Linked DNA regions of Homo sapiens: region 1 is linked to region 2. Evidence: chromatin contacts called from ENCODE Hi-C or POLR2A ChIA-PET data. All regions are on one chromosome and are shown on one strand. Each heading gives the region's core, a stretch centred on a gene start or an enhancer-like site at or near the end of the contact. The rest is flanking DNA. Distances are from core to core; before and after follow the strand shown. Region 1 overlaps KIF26B (kinesin family member 26B). Region 2 overlaps KIF26B (kinesin family member 26B).

Region 1 (2,700 bases), core at 36-2,535, 53 kb after region 2:
AAGAGAGGCCGCGTGGTCTTAGGTACTAGTTGTAAAATTATAATATATATTATATTATATATAATATTTAATATATATAATAAATCAATAAATATATATCTCACTATATATATCTCTTACTATATATATAAATCAATAAATATCTCTCTCTCACTATATGTATATATATCCTATTAGTCCTGTTTCTCCAGAGAACTCTGGCCAATACAAACACTCCATATGCAAAGAGAGGTCACGTGATCTTAGGTACTAGTTGTAACATTATAATATATATTATATATAATATTTATTTTATATAATAAATCAATAAATATATATCTCACTATATATAAATATCTCTCACTATATATACATATCAATCAATAAATATCTCTCTCTCACTATATGTATATATATATATCCTATTAGTTCTGTTTCTCCAGAGAACCCTGGCAAATACAAACATTCCATATGCCAAGAGAGATAGCGTGGTCTTAGGTACTAGTTGTACAATTATTTTACATTTGAAGAGGTAAACCTTTGGGTTCATAGGCTTTCTAACTGATGTCATGGAGTGGTGGGAGGGTTTTGTTTTCCCTTATCCATTAACTTTATTCTTAAAATAACAATATCACTAATAACATTTATGGCATACTTGTAAGCACTTCACATATATTCTCTCACTTAGCATCATGACAATATTCTAAGGGGACTGAGGCACTCAGAGCTTAGGAAACTCGTTCAAGGTCACCTAGCTAGGAAACGATGTGCTGTTTTCAAGGCCCTCATCTGAATAAAACTATCTTCCCTTTACTCTCAGCGGTGAAAATGGGGGAGAGATCTGTATTGGAAGCTCATTCAGATGTTGCCTTCTTTTGCACTCGAAGGCTTTGCTCTCTGAAGGCAGGAAGCAGCAGGCACGTGTGCAGGGAAGGCTGTGTATGTGGCATGTGCAGGCAGCAGCAGCAACGCGGGACGATGGGGAGAGAGCCCAGGGGAGGGAGGATGCCTGCAGAAGCGGCTGTGATGTGTGGGAAGCCCCGCTGGGCCGGCACTGTGGAAAGGTGACCTGCAGAGCCACAGCTGCAAATGAACCACTAATTTTCCCATCTCTGCTTGCAATTTACAAAGCACTTTCCTGGTGTCATGAGTAGCTCCCAAGTATCAGAGCAGGGATTGAAACTTAAGTTGTTTGACGCTACACTCTGATTTCCTCACCCCACCTCACTGTCTTGCCAGTTCCAACTGTACCCCTCAGGAATTTCTATCAGGAGTCTGTGTCAACATCAGCATGAAGCTGAAGAAGGAGAAAGGAAATGGGGCAACAAAGCACACAGATGTTCCTAAAAAGCAAAAGCGGAAGAGAGAAGCTAGACTCGCCTGTCTCTGGTTTTTCTCACCGCCTGATTGTTCCTTTCAGATGACCCGCATCTCTCGGAGCTGACCTCAGCTCAGCAAGGGTGCCTGTGACCCATGGAGCAGTGGCCACTATCTCTGCATTGTGGGAGGGTGGTCCGTGTTGGGTCTGCAGGGTCGTTGTCACAGCGATGAATGTGTAGATCTGTGCTTGCTGAAGCTCAGGCTGGTCGCTGTCTTGTCATCGTCTCCTGTTACACAGCTTTCAGGCTGCTTTTTTGGGGAAGTTAGACTCGCCTGCTCTTTTTTGGGGAAGTTCCACCTCACTGCAGCCGGGTATGGTGGTTTGCTCCTGTAGTCCTAGCTACTTGGGAGGCTGAGGCAGGAGGATTGCTTGAGCCAGGAGTTCGAGGCTGCAGTGAGCAGAGATCACACCACTGCACTCCAGCTTGGGTGACAGAGTGAGACCCTGTCTCTAAAATAAAATAAAATAAAAATAATAAATAAATAAATAAATCACCCCTTGGCCAGGCGCAGTGGCTCATGCCTGTAATCCCAGCACTTTGGGAGGCCAAGGTGGGTGGATCACCTGAGGTCAGGAGTTCGAGACCAGCCTGGGCAACATGGGGAAACCCTGTCTCTACCAAAAGTACAAAAATTAGCCTGGTGTGGCAGGCGCCTGTAATCTCAGCTACTCAGGAGGCTGAGGCAGGAGAACGGCTTGAACCCAGGAGACAGAGGTTGCAGTGAGCCGAGATCATGCCATTGCACTGCAGCCTGGGCGACAGAGCAAGACTCCATCTCAGAAAAAGAAACAAAAAAATCACCGTTTAACTCAGAATCAGCCACGCTGAATTGAGGTGAGGTTTTATGCATATCAGATTGAAGACCTCCTCCGGGGAGTGGTAGGCTGATGGCTTAGTCATCCTATAAAGAGCCCAGCATCTGACTGCACAGCTGGGTCTACCTACAGCATGGAGATGGCTATCTGGGAATAATGGGCACTAGAATTGGAGGATCCTGATGAACCACTTCCTGGCCCCTTGCTTGTGCCACCTCCCTTCCCGCCAGGTAAATATTGCTTAGACACCCAGCTTCTGATTAAAGCCACATGATGGAACTTGTCCTAAGGATGCAACTGATGGCCCGTGTCAGCTTGTTGGAGTTAAAAAATATATTTTAATTTGTTTAGCTCTCTGGGGAAATTATCTGAGCCTGCATGTGATAATCAACTTTCACATGAGCTTTCAAGAGACCTGAAATGATTTGAGCAACAAAATGAGATTTTTAATCTACATAAATACAGGAGTCGTTTGCCTCTCTTTTTGTGTGTATGCGAGAGGAGGGGAGCTTAAAACAATTCTA
Region 2 (2,700 bases), core at 16-2,515:
ATCTTAACCCAGACACTCCCTTCTATTGATTCCAGGTCTTTAGATAAACTCAACCAATTGCCAATCAGAAAGTGTTTGAATCCACCTGTGACCAGGAACCCCCTCAGCAATCCTCTGAGTTGTCCTGCCTTTCAGGACCAAAGCAATGTACATCTTACATGTATTGATTGACCTCTTGTGTTTCCCTACAATGTATACAACCAAGCTATAGCCCGACCACTTGGGCACGCATTCTCAGGATCTCCTGGGGCTGTGTCACAGGCCACGGTCACTCATATTTGGCTCAGAATAAGTCTCTTCAAACATTTTACAGAGTTTGACTCCTTTTGTTTACATGGGATTGACAGATGATATCCCCTGCCTCGAGGGAATACGTGTGTGGGCATCTGAAATGTCATCTCAGCTCACCTCTCAATGAGTGGGAAGAGACTGGAACACTTTTCTCCATGGTCCTTGAATTTTTGTCGTTAAACGAGTTACTCTTCAGGGCCCGTCGTGTGAAAAGCTTTGCTGCACATCAGCCTGGAGGAAGGCTGGACAGGAGAAATAGCTTCCCACCAAAGCCCTCCCGTGTCTAGAAGCATCACAGTGGCCCTTGCTTAGGTGGCAGAGGACAGGGGTAGATATTTGTGATCAAGAAAGTTGGTCAGGCCGGGTGCAGTGGCTCATACCCGTAATCCCAGCACTTTGGGAGGCCAACGTGGACGAATCACTTGAGGCCAGGAGATCAAGACCAGCTTGGCCAACATGGTGAAACCCCATCTTTACTAAAAATACAAAAAGTAGCTGGGCATGGTGGCACATGCCTGTAATCCCAGCTACTCGGGAGGCTGAGGCTGGAGAATTGCTTGAACCGGGAAGGCGGAGGTTGCAGTGAGCTGAGATCATGCCACTGCACTCCAGCCTGGTGACAGAGTGAGACTCTGTCTTAAAAAAAAAAAATGTTGCTCAGAAGCTTCTCGATCTTGTCACATTCTCCGGTGGTGAGTTGAGAGCAGCCCAGGCCTGGGGTCCTAGGGAGCTTGACGTGGCTACTGTTCTAGACAGTGCTGAGTTTGTCATCACCTTGCTTTCATTATGATTTCCTCCTCCTCGTCACCACCTACGGTGTTTATGGAGTTCGCTGTACATGAAGCCCCAGCGTCCAGAGGTGTAAGACAGAGCCCCTTCTAGGAGCTGCTGTCCATCCCACTGAAAGGCAGGTCTGACACAGAAGAGACAAACAACCATACTGGGCCTCTGGGGCCCCGTGAGATGTGAACTTCAGGTACCAGAGTGCATGCGGGAGGAGGCCTGGGTGCCCTGGGGACCCAAAGCAGGAGCTCATTTCTGACCTGCCTCTCTCACCAAGCTTCCTTTGCTGAATGCCGTGGGCAAACAGTGGTGTTGGTATTGGAGCAGGATCAAAGCTCATTCCTGGCTAACCTGCAAAAATGAGCAGGTAAACAAATGGGATCCATAAAATAGAGACTAAAATGAAAGTTTGTCTTACTGTGATTAGCAACTGGCCCCTTTCCAAATTCCACCTGCTCTGCGTGGAGCTGTGGCGTCTCATTCCAAGAGCCTTCTCACAGCATCTGACCCGGGCCTGGGGTAACAGTACACTGGGGTTTGCCAAGGATAACCATAGCAAGGCAGCTACAGGAGCACAGCATGGTGGGGGGGCATGAAATCAGAACAAGCAGGACCCACGGGCGGGGGTGAGAGCAAGTGGCTGGGAGGCAGAGGCAGAAGTGATGGCTGCTGACTCACCGTGTGTCTGCCAGGTTGCTTAACCCATCTCCGCTCCGGTTTTCCCATGCGTGAGCCCTCTGCAGTGTGTGGCATGCTGATCGGCCTCTGGCATGAAGAGTAAAAGCAAGGCCACATAAAAATCACAGGTGCCCCTCGCTTCGTGCAACATGTGTGCCAGTCCAGTTTCTGCAACAGCCCCCCAGGCGCTGAGCCTGCTCCATGGGTTGGGAGATGTTAGACCTCAAGCTGTGCCCCTAGCTGGGTGGGTATGGGAAGTTACATGGCAGTGCTGGCTGCATTCTGCTTATCACTGAAAGAAGTGGCTTTGGAATGGGTGATTTCTTAAGGTGTTTCCCCACTCAGTTCTTCTGTTCATTTTTGTACATTATTATCTCTTCATTGTTGTACATTTGTTGGAGCTTAGCCCCAACAGTGCCTGCCTAGGTGGTGCGGACTGAGGAATAGAGATGGAGTAATCATGATATCCAATGTCTTATCTCACTGGCCTCCCCGCCCCACCACATCCCTTCCCATTGGACGGTGAGGACTGAGGCTCCATCGCTGAAATGCACACGTGTTACCAGGCAGGGTTGTGAGGGCCAGTTCAATGAACATAAATACCCTTGTCAGATCAGTTGTCATGATTCTAGAGAATAAGGCCGGAGGAAGTGAGCATGCTGATACTAAAGAACAGGGGAGAGAATACTGGGTTTGGTTGTGCCTGGTCACTAAAAGCAAACTTCACCCACTGAGAACCTGCTAGTCAACCTCCTATGATGTTCAGAAGCCTCTTGAATGTTGATAATTAATGGACAGGGTGAGCTTGGCCAGGCAGGCTGGCTCATGCCTGCAGTCCCAGCACTTTGGGAGGTCAAGGTGGGCAGATCGCTTGAGCTCAGGAGTTCAAGACCAGGCTGGGCCACATGGCAAAATGCTGTCTCTGGAAAAAATACAAAAAAAATTAGC

What was found. A loop is a pair of places that touch in the nucleus more often than their neighbours do. ChIA-PET counts read pairs that join two places held with the same protein, here RNA polymerase II (POLR2A). Pooled maps may share reads with other maps.
Region 1: a loop to region 2 is called in a map of CD14-positive monocyte, with 2.5 times the contacts of the local background. The contact joins two enhancer-like sites. A Hi-C loop is called at or near these places in 3 of 168 maps with a recorded cell type or tissue (CD14-positive monocyte, CD4-positive, alpha-beta T cell and astrocyte of the cerebellum) and 1 of 50 pooled maps. POLR2A ChIA-PET finds 5 or more read pairs at or near these places in 2 of 52 experiments (OCI-LY7 and activated CD4-positive, alpha-beta T cell).

The regions. Positions count from the first base shown.
Region 1 is chr1:245,309,791-245,312,490 of GRCh38, forward strand. All of the region lies in intron 2 of KIF26B (kinesin family member 26B), which reads left to right. Among named protein-coding and RNA genes, the nearest start is that of KIF26B-AS1, 77 kb to the left of the region's middle. RefSeq lists a silencer at 1,464-1,639. Within about 2 kb of position 1,286, at least 3 of the 41 ENCODE cell types and tissues checked have a DNase peak (open chromatin) inside an H3K27ac peak, as active enhancers do.
Region 2 is chr1:245,257,091-245,259,790 of GRCh38, forward strand. All of the region lies in intron 2 of KIF26B (kinesin family member 26B), which reads left to right. Among named protein-coding and RNA genes, the nearest start is that of KIF26B-AS1, 24 kb to the left of the region's middle. RefSeq lists enhancers at 1-532, 1,401-2,268. Within about 2 kb of position 1,266, at least 5 of the 41 ENCODE cell types and tissues checked have a DNase peak (open chromatin) inside an H3K27ac peak, as active enhancers do.